2 separate regions of the Homo sapiens genome follow, and region 1 is linked to region 2. The links are chromatin loops, found by intact Hi-C in ENCODE. Cell type or tissue: mammary epithelial cell. All regions are shown on one strand.

What was found. A loop is a pair of places that touch in the nucleus more often than their neighbours do. Peaks named below come from ENCODE experiments on the same cell type or tissue, not always from the same donor. Only the 100,000 strongest peaks of a DNase experiment are listed, where the experiment ranks them.
Region 1: a loop joins it to region 2, with 7 times the contacts of the local background. A loop is called at or near these places in 7 of 110 quality-filtered maps.

What each region holds. Positions count from the first base shown.
Region 1 is chr2:102,254,476-102,262,475 of GRCh38, reverse strand. No RefSeq gene overlaps it. Among named protein-coding and RNA genes, the nearest start is that of IL1RL1, 53 kb to the left of the region's middle. In mammary epithelial cell, no CTCF peak of the experiment used is centred here; a DNase peak (open chromatin) is centred at 3,745; H3K27ac peaks cover 1,138 bases.
Region 2 is chr2:102,310,172-102,318,171 of GRCh38, reverse strand. IL1RL1 (interleukin 1 receptor like 1) reads right to left here and starts at 6,609. Exons shown (of 11, transcript NM_016232.5): 1 at 6,549-6,609. In mammary epithelial cell, no CTCF peak of the experiment used is centred here; DNase peaks (open chromatin) are centred at 291 and 4,921.

The DNA of each region.
Region 1 (8,000 bases), 56 kb after region 2:
CGCCCCCACCACACACCTACCCCCTGGAACCTTGGGGTTTGAACTGCTCATTGAAGGTAATGGATTGCCTTCTGACTGACTTGCTAATGAAATCTTCTCAGCTCTCATCTGTTCTACACTGGTGCCATTTGACACTTTGACCACTTCCTCTTTGACACTCTACTCTTGGCCTCCATGACACCCTACTTTCTTCTTTGTGTCCCTTCCCTCACTCTGATTGCTATTTTTGGGTTCATTCACTGATTCCTCTTAAATGTAGGCATTTTCTAAGGATCTGTCTTTCCTTCTCTTTCTAGAGACTCTCATAAATTCTCATAATTTCAACTATCAGCAAATGCCGATGGCTTCAAGACCCATATCAAGCCAGTCTTCCTTCTCCCCCTCCTCACTTCACCTCACCTGCAAATTCACTCATGCTACCTACAAAATATCCATCACACTTCTTCACTTCTTTCATTACTCACTACCACTGTCCAAATTCAGGTCTCATCATGTCTCACCAGGAGCGTTCAATAGCTTCCTGTTTATTCTCCATGTGTGCCCTAGTCTTAGTGCATTCAATTTCATTTCCTCCTCAATAACCAGCAATGGTTCCCACAGCCCATGGAATCATGTCCACATTCATTGCTTAAGAGTCTTCACTCTGGATGCATGTCCTTGCTCAAAATATGGGCAAATTATTTACCTTCTTTGAGCTCTGTATCCTTACCTCACAGCATTGTGGTAGGAGCCGTTGTTCAGTTTGTACACTGCAGGAGTGTGTCCAGCTGATGGAGCAAGTGGCAACTAAAACCCAACCCATCCTCCAATCACTAAGTTCGTCCCACGACCTGGGCTGAGCTTGAGTCTGCTCAGAGAAGGAGGTACTTTTCTCTGCAAAGGAGGTACCTTTCTTTTCACACAAAGGTACAGTAAGGGCTGGGACTTCCCCAGATTTCTTCTTCAACACATGCATTTTATCCTCATACTTGACACTCGGGCCCAAATCTTCTATTTTTCCCAAATATGCCGTGTACATTAAGAAATCAGTGTTTATGTTCCCATTATCTCTACAGCCCTTTGTCCTCCCATTCTCTGCCAGGGGAAACCTTCTCATTCTCCGATGTCACTTGGTTTGGGAGGGCTCTGTGCATTCCTCCTGGCTTGGGACTTCCCTTTGAGTCCTGCATCCTGGTTACACATTTATAGAGCACTTATGTCAGTTTGTCTTGGATTGTACTCTTGATAAGGAATCTGCCTCCTCCATTTGTGTTCGATGACCTTAGGTCAGGACCCTGAGTGGAGCCCACCCATGTTTGCTGGTTTGAGTTCAGTACTTCTTGTAAACCTGGGATTGTAGCTAAGCACTATAGCGGTGCAGTTTGGGACACAAAGGTGTAGAGAAGAGTTTAAGGCTTAAACATGCATATCTAGAAGGAGCTAGATTAGAGAATGATTTTAAAATAACCCTAATTAAAGCAATAATAGTAGTCATAGAAAACATAACCAAAAAAGAGAGAAATCAAAATTACTTGTAATCCCACCACTCAAACCTTTGTCATCATTTTGCTCTATAACCTTACAAATGTTATTCTATATATATATATATATATTTTTTTTTTTTTTTTTTTTGAGATGGAGTTTCACTCTTGCTGTCCCAGTTGGAGTGCAGTGGTGTGATCTTGGCTTACTGCAACCTCCGCCTCCCAGGTTCAAGAGATTCTTCCACCTCAGCCTCCCGAGTAGTTGGGATTACAGGCGCATGCCACCACAGCCGGCTAATTTTTTTGTATTTTTAGTAGAGATGGGGTCTCATCATGTTGGCCAAGCTGGTCTCAAACTCTTGACCTCAGGTGATCTGCCCGCCTTGGCCTCCTAAAGTGCAGGGATTACAGGCATGAGCCACTGTGCCTGGCCACATTATTAATTTTTAAAATAAATTACCAACTTTTTCATGTGTTATACTATAAATAGTTTCCCATGACATAAATACTTTTCTTTAACATTATTTTAATGTCTGCATCATATTTTATTGTATGCTTGTACCATAATTTATTTAAATATTACCGAATTTCATTTTTTCTGTTTTATATAACACTGGAGTCAACATCATTATAACTAGATATCTGGCACACCATTAATAATCTCTTAAGAATAAATGCCTAGAAGTAGAACTGCAGGGTCAAAAATTAGGTGTTGTTTTCTTTTCTTTTTTTTTTCTTTTTCTTTCTTTCTTTCTTTTTTTTTTTTTTTGTGACAGGGTATCACTCTGTCTGTCACCCAGGTTGGAGTGCAGTGGTGCAATCATGGCTCACTATAGCCTTGATACCCCGGGCTCCATCACATCTGGTTAATTTTTAAACTTTTTGTAGAGACAGGGTCCCACTATATTGCTCAGGCTGGTCTCGAACTCCTGGGCTCAAGCAATCCTCCTGCCTTAGGCTCCCAAAGTGCTGGGATTACAGGTGTGAGCCACCATGCCTGGCCCAAAGTTAGGTACTTTTTAAAGATTTTTTGATACCTGTAATGAAACGGGCCACTGGAATCACCAAGCTAACCATTCCATTTGAGATCAATGGCTCGCCAATTTCACCAGCCTCGCCAGAATGGGTATTGTCAGAGCACAGAATTTTAAGGTTGGAAATAATCTAAGAGTTGATCTGCCCCGTGGGTCTCACTCAGAATCAACTGGGCATTATGTATTTCCTCAAGCTCCTCAGTTAATTATTCTGTGCAGTCAGGTTTGAGAACCACTAATGTAGTCAAAACCCCTCACTCTGGATTTGAGGAAACTAAGGGCCAAAGAAGGTACATAACTTTCCTAAATTGACCCATGGAAGGTACACAAATAAAAATGTATCCAAAAGATAAAGGAAAAGAAAATGATGTATTCAGGTGGAAAATTAAGTAGTAATCATTTCAAGTTAATTATGGATAGGAGAACTAGGTATTTAAATTTAAAATCATATTCTAAGCATGAAGACTGTTTAAGAACACAGAGTGAAAAGAGCGCTTGTCTTTCTTCTATTCCATGAAGAAACCATTCTCAGCCAATCAATTCACAGCCATTTGTTCATTTCAAAACTTGTATATTTTTAAGTCTAACTTTACAAAGAAGAGGAGATAATAACAAGGACCCTGATAAATTAACTATGTATGTGTGGGGTGTAAGAGACACTAAAACACAATTTTACACAAAAATCAACCCTGATGGTACCAGTCAAATAACTGGGTCTTTTTGTGAAAAAGAAATGAAAATACCTCCCAGTAGCCACAAAATACTGTAATCTTGTGGTTCTAAGAACCTTTAGTGAATAACAGTAAGACATGGTTGGATTTTGTGTTGATTTCAGGTTACATTTATTTCAGTTAAAGAAAAGGTGTAAACTTGTGAGATATATCATTTCTCCAGACTTGAGCACATGGAGAGGATTACCTGCATGTGTGTTTGGTGAGAGGAAGGGTACAATAGCCTAGAGACCATGTCTGAGATGACATGTCTTTTAGAGAAGCTGAATTAGCATTTGTGATCAATGGTTACTTCCAATCACCACTTTACAAGAAAAAGTGATTTTAGCACCTTCGTTTCTGAGAAAGGCAATGTTCTCAGAAAGGAAAGTTTTTAACTCTGTTATTTGCTGCTCTCAGGAGATACTTGTGGTTTTGAGAGTGTTACTTGCCTGTTACTGAATCCACATTACTACTCCTGATGGTGAAATGAAAAGAGATATTACTTTAGTATGAATGACTCACTGGGTGACTCTGTAGATGAGTGCCTTCCTGTGTTGCTGTGAGTTGCATGAGGCATGGCCTCAGATTCCAAAGTGCTTAAACTACAGAAAAAGGAAGGAGAGTAGACTCCCTTTCATGGAGGATCTCACACTCTGGGTGACGAGGCAGGTGCTCTGCATGCTTCTCACATCACTTAATCTTCCCAAAGGAGACCCTCCAATGGAAAGAGTGTGCATGTAGGAGAGAATCAAAGAAAATTGCCATTCCTGGAAACCATTCTACAGTGATATAATTAAGCCAAAGGAAAGAGCAGTTAATGGTGTTTGGAGAAACGAGAGTAACTTCATTCAGGAGATGAACTTACTCTGTTCCAGGACAGTTATGCTAAACCAGGAATGGGGCACATCAGAATCATTTGGTGGGAATCCCCCAGGTGGTTCTGAGGGCATCCCTTTCCCTCATTGTCTAGAGCAGGTTTTCTCAGCCTCAGAACTATTGACATTGGGGCCTGGCACTTCTTTGTTGTGGGCGGCAGCTGTTCTGCACATTGTGGGATATGTAACAGGACCCGACCTCCATGAAACTGATCTCCAGTTGCCAAATGTCATCATGTCCCCTGGAGCATGATTAGCTGAAAAGAACTAATGATAGACAGTAGAATTATGAGCAGGATAAGGGAGAAGGGTCTTAGATTGCCAGGCAAGGAGTTGACTTTTTAAATGCAAATGACATTCTTCTCAATAAATTTTGGATACTTTTTAATAGGCAATGGGATATTAGCTTTGTGTAGGAATGTACATTTTAGGAAAAGAGTGCTCAGAGATGGTTAAACAGGCACATACAATATTAGAGAAGAATATACAAATAGCAAATCAACTAGGGTGCAGTTAGAAGCTTAAAGGCATAAATGTGATTATTTTGTTGTGGCCCCAACATAAGAGAAAATAAAGATGCAGGAAATATTTCTTTATTCTTTTGTAATGAGTGACCCTACCAGAGGGACACTACCCAGAAATTGAACTTGAGTTTGTGTGCTAGCAGCAGTCCTTTAAAATGAGAGAAGTTTCTACTATGATGTAAGATAAGTTAGGATAAAAAATCACATGGGTTTTCTTGAGAGGCCATCCTCATTTAGAAAGTCACACCACCTCTGAAGCACCAACAGTGTCTTCCTTAGAAGGGTAGGTTTAGGGGAAAAAGGGAAAAAGTGTTGATTGCCCTAAGGAAAGAGAGTGACTCCACATAGTGGCATTGCTAATGGCCAGCAAGACCAGGGCAGACAGAGGCATACACTCGATCAGCTCCTGACCCAGTGCTCATTCCAGACACCAAGACGGGGACCCCAGACTCCTCTGTGATATCCTGAGTGTGCCCTCCAGAAGCAGCTTTGCTTGTATGGGTAGCAACTCACCTCCCTGAGACTCACCCCTCACTGCCACAGTCTCCCTGGGTCTTCCACCAAGGAGATTGAACCCTCAGCCATCCTAGCCAGCTTCTACTTACAACAGAGTCCCAAATCCTCAACACCTATAGCCCAAATCCTCATCATCTCTTGCCCCTGAGGTGACAGTACCCTTACCAGCCCCTAAGCGCGGAGGGGCAAAGGGTGAGACAGGCTAATGGTGAAGATCCCTTTTACATTTGCTCTCTGGCAACAGCACATTAACTGCAGTCCTCAATTATGTCCCCGTCATGCTTGGCTCAACATTGTCCCGTACAGTTAACAATTGGTGAGTAAAGAAATGTGAGAATGTGGAAACTGGACACTAAAGTTATAATAGGAAAATTATCATCTTGCTTCTAATGCCAGTAGAAGTACAGTAGTTATGCCAAGAGGTTACTTAACATTATATTATGATTGGTAAAGACTCTGTTTTCTGATTACCATGAAATATAGCTAGAAATAATTAACAATGTTACATGCAAACAAACTGAACCGCTAGGAAAAAAGAAAGGCAACAACATTGTTTAAAATGAAACTCAAAAATCAAAAATCAAAACTTAAGTATCTCAATATTAATAAAATACCCAGAAGAACGCTGCATAGCAAACTTCTGGAATACAGCCAAAGCTGTACTGGGAGGGCAATTGTTTAATTCTTAAAAAAAAAAAATAAAGTATTTGAATGAAGTTGCTAAGTACTTATCCTGAGAATTTAGAAAACAATCATGAGAGTCACAAATAAACTTGAAAAAAAAGAGGGAGAAGGACTTAAAGATAAAATTAATTGGTTAAGAGAAAATGTTTGCATTGATAAATTCAAGTGGAATAGAGGGTAGATGGTAAAATAGGCATCTCTGCCTAGTTAAGTCACAGGAGGGAGAAGTGAAAGTGAAAGTAAACAAAGTTAGAGATGAAACAAAGAACAATATACATTCAGAACATTAACTGCTTTTAGAAAGATTATATCTCCATATAGTAATTAATTAGAAAATTATATGTGCATTATTTCTAGATAAGAGTAAATTACCAAACTTTTATTTATTATTAAAGAAATAAAAAAGAATCAAATCAATAAATGTGTTAGAAATAACAAATATAATTTAAGAATAATCACCAAAGTAGTACCTGACTCAGATAATTGCCTTCACATCTGTAAAGAAGAAATAATTTCCAGCCTATATTAACACTGCCAGAGCTTATTAAAAGATGAAAAGGTTTGTAATTTGCTTTATAAAGCCAGCATAATTTCTTTTCTTTTCTTTTTTTTTTTTTTTTTTTTTTGAGACAGAGTTTCACTCTTGTCACCTAGGCTGGAGTGCAATGGTGCTTTCTTAGCTCACTGCAACCTTCACCTCCTGGGTTCAAGCGATTTTCCTGTCTCAGCCTCCCAAGTAGCTGGGATTACAGGTGCCTGCCACCATGCCTGGCTACTTTGTTGTTGTTGTTTCTTTGTTGTTTTTGTTTTGTTTTGTTTAGTAGAGATGGGGTTTCACCATGTTGGCCAGGCTGGTCTTGAACTCCTGACCTCAGGTGATCCACCCACCTCAGCCTCCCAAAGTGCTGGGATTACAGGTGTGAGTCACCACACCTGGCAAGCCAGCATAATTTCTACAGGACAGAGTTAGTAAATGTAAACATTCATTCGTAATTTCATTTGCAAATATAAATGAAAATTCCAAATAAAATTAGATAAATGAAGCACATTAACAAATATAAGTACACTGTATACTCAGGAATTCAAAGATGGCTTAATATCAGGAAATGTATCAATATGCTTCATCATACCAAAAAGTCAAAGAAGAAAAATCATATAATCATCTTAATATATGCCGAAGACTCCTATGACAAAATTCAATACAAATTTTCAAAACTTAAAGCTTTTAGTCAACTAAGCCTAGAAGATCATTTAATTTAAAACAATTTAAATGTAAAATAATTAAAATTTTTAAAGAAAATAAAAACAGCCAACATCATAGCTAAGAGTAAAACCATAGAGATATGTCCCCTCTCATTCCTATTAAGCAAAATTTTAGACAGTCTAAAAATTAGACAGAAAAAAGAAACAAACTCCACAAATAATGGAAAGAAAAAGACAAGTTTATTACTATTTCCGGTTATGATTGTCTATATAAACAAAATAAATCTGCCAATAAAATAAAATAAACAGCAGTTGACAAGTTAAAATAAAAGTAGAAAAACCAGGATTTCATCAGCCTGGAAGTAACTATGAGAAAAAAAAATGGAAAAAAACATTCCCAATAGCAACAACAAAACAATTTCTGAGAAGAAATTTTAAAGAAACTTAAGCCAGGATCTATGTGAAAAAGTACTGTTATATTAAGAGATATTAGAGAAATATTGTATTAAGAGATAGTACCTGTTTCTAGAGAGGCATAAAATTGTAAGTTAGCATAAATTCAAAACAATTAAAATCAAAATACCAATAGAAACTTAAGACACTAATGAATGAACAAAAAGAGTCAAGAAAGTGTAGACAAAAGTATAACGATAAAGGTGGCTGGTATTGTCAGATGTTAAAATACATTATAAAATAAAAATAGTCTGTGTTTATGCCTATATTCCAGGATTGGGGATGACTTCTTTGTGCTTTTTGCATTTTCAAGTTTTTTTTCAAGTATTTATGAGCAGAGAAATCTTTAAAAATGTAATACCACTAAGTCTTTCTCCAGCTGTGCCTGTTCAAGGCTCCCACACCCTTCTCCCTCTCCTCGTTCTTGAGTTCTTCACCCCAACCTCCACCTTCTAGTCCCCTCTTCATTCTTGACTTCATGTTTTGAGAAATTGAAGTCTTTGTGGGGCTCTGAACACTTCTCATGATTTTATGC
Region 2 (8,000 bases):
TGATTTTCAAAGCAGAAGCTAGAGTGATCCTTTCAAATTACTCCTCTCTTCAAACCTCTGCTTTACCCAACAAAAGCCAAATTGCTTGCAATGAACAAGAAGACCCCCTGGGGGTCTGTCACCTCTCACCTCTCTGATTTACATCCTGCTACACCCCCAATCTTAACTACACAACACGTGCACTTTTGTCCTTCCTGTTGCTTGGCCTCCCGAGCCTGCTCCCACCTCAGGGTGTTGCAGCAACTGTTTACCCTCTCTTGCATTTTCTTCCTCCAGGTGTCTGTGTGACTCACTCCCTCACTTTCTCAATGAGGTCTGCCACTTTCTTAATGAGGTCTATCCTCTCCCACCCTTTGACCAACTAACCCTGTGCTCCCAATCTTCCTAACTCTGCTTGATTTTTTTCCTCCATGGCATTTATAACTTGCAACACACTGAATGGTCTATGGTTGAGTTTATATGAGGATCAACTTTCTCTCCAAATGTGTGTTTACTGAAATCAAATCTTTTTTTATTTTTATAAGAGATATGAGAAAATTTTTATAAATTAAAAATCTATGAAGTAATTGACATATTGAGTTTGTTCTCACGTGAAAAAAATATCACAAATTGTACTTACTCATCAACTACCACTTTGTAAAGCTATACATGGGAGAAAGTCTAATAAGGAACACAGAACATTAATCAGGTTTGTTGTATTAAAGGAGTGAGTTTATGAATTACATTTTTTATTATTCTTAAACTATCTGTAACAGTGTAATATTGTTAGGGTAATTACAGTGCATTTTAAAAAGTATTTTGCTGAAACTTTTTTTTTTGAGACAGAGTCCGGCTCTGTCACCCAGGCTGGAGTGCGGTGGCGCCATCTGGGCTTACTGCAAGCTCCACCTCCTGGGTTCACGCCATTCTCCTGCCTCAGCCTCCCGAGTAGCTGGGACTACAGGCGCCCACCACCACGCCCAGTTAATTTTTTGTATTTTTACTAGAGATGGGGTTTCACCGTGTTAGCCAGGATGGTCTCGATCTCCTGACCTCATGATCCACCTGCCTCGGCCTCCCAAAGTGCTGGAATTACAGGCGTGAGCCACCATGCTGGGCTGAAACATTTTAATTTTAAAGAAATTGCTCTGATTTTAAAATATTGCCCTTATAAGCAGCTGAGTATACATGAAAACATCATTCAATGGAAAATAACAGAAGACATGTAAATAATACAAGTGCTGAGCGAGTTGTACAATTTCAGAATGCTTTGAATCTATCAAATTTCTAAGTTGATCCATCATTGTACAGGAAGTTTGACACTCAATCAGAGCCAGCCTTGCCAATTACAAGAACTCTTCTTTGGAATTTTGGTTTCTAAGGGTCACACTTTTTGGAATATAATATTTTGTCTCTTAAATAGTCTGTATCTACTACTAATAAATAGTAGCTGGGTATCCATATCATGTAACAGAAGGGAAATGAAATTGTACAATTTTTTTAGGTAATTCTAGGTAATTTTTACATAATTTTAGATAAATCTCCAGGTAATTCTGAAATACTTTTGGTTGAAAATGGGCTGTATTGGATGGTTTGATTGCTTTCTTTTTTATAAAAATTAAACTCCCAGCTATCTTCCAAGCTGCTGCAAGATGAAATGCTCCTTTCTTTATCTACCTTGTTCTCCCCTTCTCTGAAGAAGGAAATTCTACCATAGGGCCCAGGAACTTGAGCAACTGTGTTACTTATTTTAGATCCTTTGTCATTCTAGATTTCCTCAGGTTCACCAAGAGAATATCTATGCCCACCAGATTACATAAAAAGTATGAGATGAGGTTCGGGAAATAAGATAAAGATTTATAAACTGGAATTCAGAATGTGGTTTATGGAAAGATTTAAGGTAAATTAGCATATCTCAGCTCAGGGACAGACAAGTCTTAGCAGGACTCCTCCTATCAAAGAAATCTTATTTCCATTTTCTTCCCATTTTTCTGTGCTCAAGACATGATTAACTAACTGCAGAGACATGCCAAAGACAATCAAATCCTTTTTTATGTGAATATCAGATTTAAGAATGCTTTCGTCATAAGGGTGGAACTAGAAATCAGAGGTGAGTGAATTAGTCCTGGATCTGACCCAGCGACCAGAGGCACAAACCATCACTGGCAGACTGAGATAAGGGGAGGATGAAAGTGGCAGCAAACAGCCTGAAGACAAAGAAAATGGAAAAACCTAAAGGATCCATGTTTACATTAGACCTCTAATTTCCTGAAAATACTCCCTTAATGAAAGCAGGAACCAAACCCACTTTAAGTAATTCATTTGGTTGCTATGATTGAGGAATGTGTTAGTTTCAAAAGTCTTAATGTAGATTATATTTTGAAAAGGTTATTCACTTTGCATAGGGGCTAGTTTTCTAGATAATTCCTCTAAAGGGTGATTTTTCTGGTGTCTTGAGAGTTGGTGTGTACGTTCGTGATCTGGCACAGACTAGTCAGGGTGCACAAAGCAGCTCAGATTTCCAGAAACCACTACTTAAGAAAAAAAGGTGAAATGAAAAGAAAATAATTTTGCACATTACAACCCCAAATCAGACAAGGTTTTGCTCAAGAAGAGAAAAATGATGAGGGAATTCCTCACTAAAGTCTCGGTCTTTACCCATAAGCTCACTGTTCCTAAAGAGTCATGAAATCCAAGAAAACTTGTCCTGAACATGGGCATCAAGAGACTCTGATTTTCTTTATAGTTTGAGATCTCTGCTCAGATGGTAAATCAAAGACATTCAAGTATAGTGTGAGGTTCTTTCAGCCAAGATTGCAGCAAAAGGTACATGATATTTTCTGATCATAATGCCCCAGAGTGAAGAGGAATTAGAGAAATGCTGACTGGTCCTGTGGGTAGACAGGGAGAGTGGGGATTTGGGAGGATGACCTGCAACCCCAGGGGGATCCACATCATCCCACTCCTTTTCCCCACGGCATACACCCTCATCCAGGAAGCCTCAGTTGGGTGGCAGTGGGGCTGAGAGGGCAGAGGCCCCATTACTCAATGACTCGGCCCTCAGACACTCCATCACACTTTGACTGCAAGGCTCCTGAGAGACAGGCATAGGATGTGCGGAATCCTAATTAGGGAAAAAAAAGTCAGACTAGCAGTACCAAGGGAAAGCAAAGACAGAAAGCAGATAAACTGTAAGTTTGCCTTTCTTCATGGCCCAGGACACACAGCTCTTCTGAGCAAATAACTCAGAATCTTCCAGCACCCAACTATCACCAGACACCTGCAAGTTAGCTCACTACAACCTTGGCATTATCAGTACTGCATATAGCCCCCTGGAGCCCAGGAACTATCCTATAAATATCCAGCAAGCCTTTGTTTCTTTGCAGTCAGCTCCTCTCTGGCTGTGCTGCCCATTGCAACCTTGTAATGTATTTTCATACTTTCTCTAATAAATCTGCCTTTCTTTATCTACAACTGTCTTAGTAAATTCTTTTACCCCTGTACCACCAGACCAGATAGTTGTCACTCACCTATGACAGGGAAGCCTTTGTTCCAATCATAGAATGGGCTCAAAATTGGCCACTGATATCCACACTAAAGTCATGTTTAACTAAGTTGTCACAAGACAAAAGTGGTCTTAGATAGGATCTGCAGTTGTTGAAATTCAAGACTACCCACCCAACTGATAAGTTATCAAGTCTTCTTTAAATCTCAGTTACATCTTGGTGGACACTATCTTTATTCTGTGTTTTTTCATTAGGATAGCATCCCTTTCTACCCAGGGCTCAGACACACCCAACTCCAGAGCCAATCCCACAGACTCAGCCCAGCCACACATATGTCCATGTTTAGTCTTGCTGTAGGGGGCCTGGGGCCCTCACAAGCATTGGTTGGAAGTACAAGATTGGAGTCAGCAAGGACTTGGTTTCATCCCTACTTCACAGCACTATCATCATAAGAATGGCAGGATGTGGTGTGTGGAAAGTGCTTGTCTCAGGGTCTGGCACATAGCAGTCTTAGTAAGTGTCGACTGCTGCTGCTGCTGCTATGTTATTCCAAGCGTGCTAAGGACAAATACATCCCAGACAAGTTGAAGCCATCCTACCCTTGGCCCACAAATATTTTAAAGATGTCTCTGTCATCACCCCATTTCTCCATTCTCCTCTGTGTCTGAGCCAAGGCCTCAGCCCCTATTCAGAATCCAGACGCCCTGCCTAACTAGCCCTTTCCTTTCTCTTTCTTGGAACTGGACTCTTGGTTGCTGTTAGATTTTTGTTCTAGAACCAGAGGGATCTTTTCCACCAACCTGTAGTAGGACCCTACTGCACATGCACGCGCATGCAAGTGCACGCACACACACACACTCGTGCACACACACATGCATGCTCCCACAATGTTGGCATCGCCACTGTTGTAAGACTCCTGCATTGTATCCTCCCAACCAGACTGCATTTGCCCTTGGACATGGATGTCAGCCTGGCTCAAAGTCATCACCCAAATCCTTGCGGGGCTCTCCCTTGCAGTTGTCTGCCTCTGCACTCCCAGAAAACCAGGAAGTATGGAGGAGTGGGCAGAGAAATATAAACCCTTGTGATTATAGGACAAATATTTTAAAGGACATAGAGGAAGAATTCTCCTAGAGGAAAAACAGGTATCCGAAAACTGAAGACACCCCAGATACACTTGAGCTATGCGGCCACATCTCCAAACACAGAGGCACCCAAGTAGAAAAGTAACTTGGAATCAATCTCCTCACCTAAACAACGCATTCAAGAACAGAGAGAATCCCAGATCCTGCTGGGGATCCCGTAACATTCAAGTCAGCAGTCACAGCAGCATATCTACAGGGCGCAGAGATAAAAGTTCCCAGAGTGTGGAACAAAAAAAATAAGGACAATGATGAGGTCTGACATCATTAAGTGTTGACTGCTGGCTGAGTAATGCACTAAACACTTACACCCATTTAACCTTCAGAAACCACCCTCTAAACATGATATTATTACTAATATGCTGGTCACCTCTTTGTAAGCAAGAAACTCAAGATTTAAAGACATAGATGAGTTGCTTAAGGTCATGCAACAAGTAAGTGTAAGAGCAGGGATTAAATGCAGATCTGCATTAGTCCAGAGCTTTCTGTCTCCAAACCTCTGCATGGAATAGCCAAAATTAGATGATTATGTCCACAATGGTATTCAGGAACAATGGCATGTGAATAGTTTGGCCTCAGGATCTAGTAGGAGAACTGTTATAGCCAGACAGAAACATGCCTCCGATTTCCTTATGCCTGGAAGAAATTAAAGGAAAAACTGACATTCAGTGGATAAAGCTTTGGGGGCCAGTTCTGCTATGTTTACCTCTGCACCCTCTGTTGAAGTAGCCTTCAGAGAGAAGAAGAATGGAGCCACCAAGCAGAGGATCAAAGCAGGCACCCGCAACAAACTTGAACTTACATCAGTCATTCACTCCCCACCCCTCCAGAAACAATGGCCCTCACTCAAGAGGGCCTTCTCATATCCTCATATCCACCCCTCTCATGTCCGTTCTCTATTTTCTTCTTGCAGATGGGTATGACCCTGCTTCCTCACCCCTTTTGGCCAGCAGCTTCTTGCTTCATTTGTTTTGTTTTTTTCCTTCATCTCCATCTGAGTAGATTACACTGCTGGATTTTGTGGATTTCAGAAAGAATAACTCCAGAATATGAGCACTCTGTGTGTATACTATAAAGCTCCCATCCTTTCTTACCCTCAACCAGGTCTTTTCCAACACGTTGGACCAAAGTCCCATATTACACAAACAAGATTTCAAGGGATTTCATCAATCTGTACCATGATTTTCCCATTGGTAATACTACTTTTCTCACAAGCAAAATTGATAACAATGATTATTATTGTTATAATGTTATATATATTACATTATATATTATATTATAGGCCCTTCATTTGCATAAGGCACCAAAACACAATTAAACTCCTTTAAATTTAATTCAGCTAAAGTTTTTCTTTTAACAGAAGATTGTTTGGAAAGCTAAGTCTTCCCTCTGTCATTGAGTGAATGTTTTCCTCAATATAAATATAATATTATATATATTATATTTAATATATAATAATGTTATAACATTATAACAATAATGTTATATATATTATATATATAATATTTAATATATAATATATATTATATATAATATATATAAATATATTATATATAATATATATTATATATAATATTATATATAATATATATTATATATAATATTATATATAATATATATTATATAATAAAATATATAACATATATGATATATTATATATTATATTATATAATATATATTATATAATTATATTATATATTACAATTATATAATATATATTATATAATTGTATTATATATAATATATAATTGTTATAATGTTATAACAATTATATATTATATATATTATATATTATTATAACATATAATGTTATAATAATATAACAATGAATATTATTGTTATAATGACCTAAATTCGTATGTGAAAATTTTGTTCCCTTTGAGATAAAAGTATTTTTGAAAAATACCCCAAAGCCACTTACCCTCATTGGGTTGTACTTGAGTTCTTTCTTCCTCAACTTTCTGCCCACAGTTTCACAACTCAGAAAGCCAATTTCTCTTACAGCTTTATAGCTTTACTAAATACAACAGCCAGCCTCTCTTTAAAAACCTCCCATTTTCTTTATCAGTTAAGAGACAGGAACCAGGTTACTGATAAGCTGAACCCGATGATCACACTGTTAACAAATGTTAACTGCAGTTTTCACCACATTCTCCCTATTTGAAAGATCTTTAATGAAGTTCTATTTCCAATTTTTACCTTATCTCTATAGATAGTTACATTTTGTCTTAACTATATTTTGCCTTCTTCATGAGTGACTTTCTCAGCAAAACCTCCCTAACACCATGTAGGTGGCAGGTCACTCATTTCCCTTAACGCGAGTTGGTAGTTGTAACTTCCCTATAGTCACATTTCTAGAACAAGAGTACCCATTTCTGCAGCAAGTTGCTTATTTGGTGTTTCTTTCTTTTTTTTTTTTTTTTTTTTTTGAGGCAAAGCCTCACTGTGTCACCCAGGCTGGAGTGCAGTGGCACAATATCAGCTCACTCTGCAGCAAGTTTTGTAACTGATGCCTCGTTGGCAATGTTTTTGAAAACTTTGACACATCTCGTGTGCTTAAGTGTACACCAGGCTCTGTGTGCAGTAATTTGGTATGTGCTATCCCACGCAATCCTCAGAAGCTGACAGGAGCTTCAGAGAGGAGAATTACCTTACCCAAGGTAGCAGCCAGTACAAGGGAAATCCAGGATCCAAAGTGTCTATACCTGGGCTTTTTCCACATGCCCGAGATGGCCTATCTCAGGTGGTTGTAATAGAGATTTATGGACATGTGCTGCAATTATTAGAATTCTGGATAAACTAACCTTAATTATCTATGCAATTTCTAAAAATATTGGTGACTTTCAAATAATCAGGATGTGCCATCTGCCAGAGTCTTCCCTAATATAATAGAGCATGAGATTTAGGGAGAGCACAGCCTAGTTTTCCTCTTCCCAGCTGCTTGACTTTGGGCAAATTCTCTAACCTCTCTCTCGTGTGAAGGGTATTGTTGTCAATATTAAATCAGTAACCTATGGAGGATGCTATCCATATTGATGAAATACTAGTGATTTTCTGCTCTATCATATACCCATCCTATCACACCCAGCACAATTGTGTTTAAAATAAAAACAAACCTTCTGGCAGGGCATGGTAGCTCACGCCTGTAATCCCAACATCCTGGCCAACATGGTGAAACCCCGTCTCTACTAAAATACAAAAATTTGCTGCGTGTGATGGTGCACACCTCTAATCCAAGCTACTCAGGAGGCTGAGGCACGAGAATTGCTTGAACCCGGGAGTCAAAGGTTGCAGTGAGCCAAGACTGCACCACGGTGCTCCAGCCTTGGTGACACAGCGAAACTCTGTCTCAAAAACAAACAAACAAACAAAA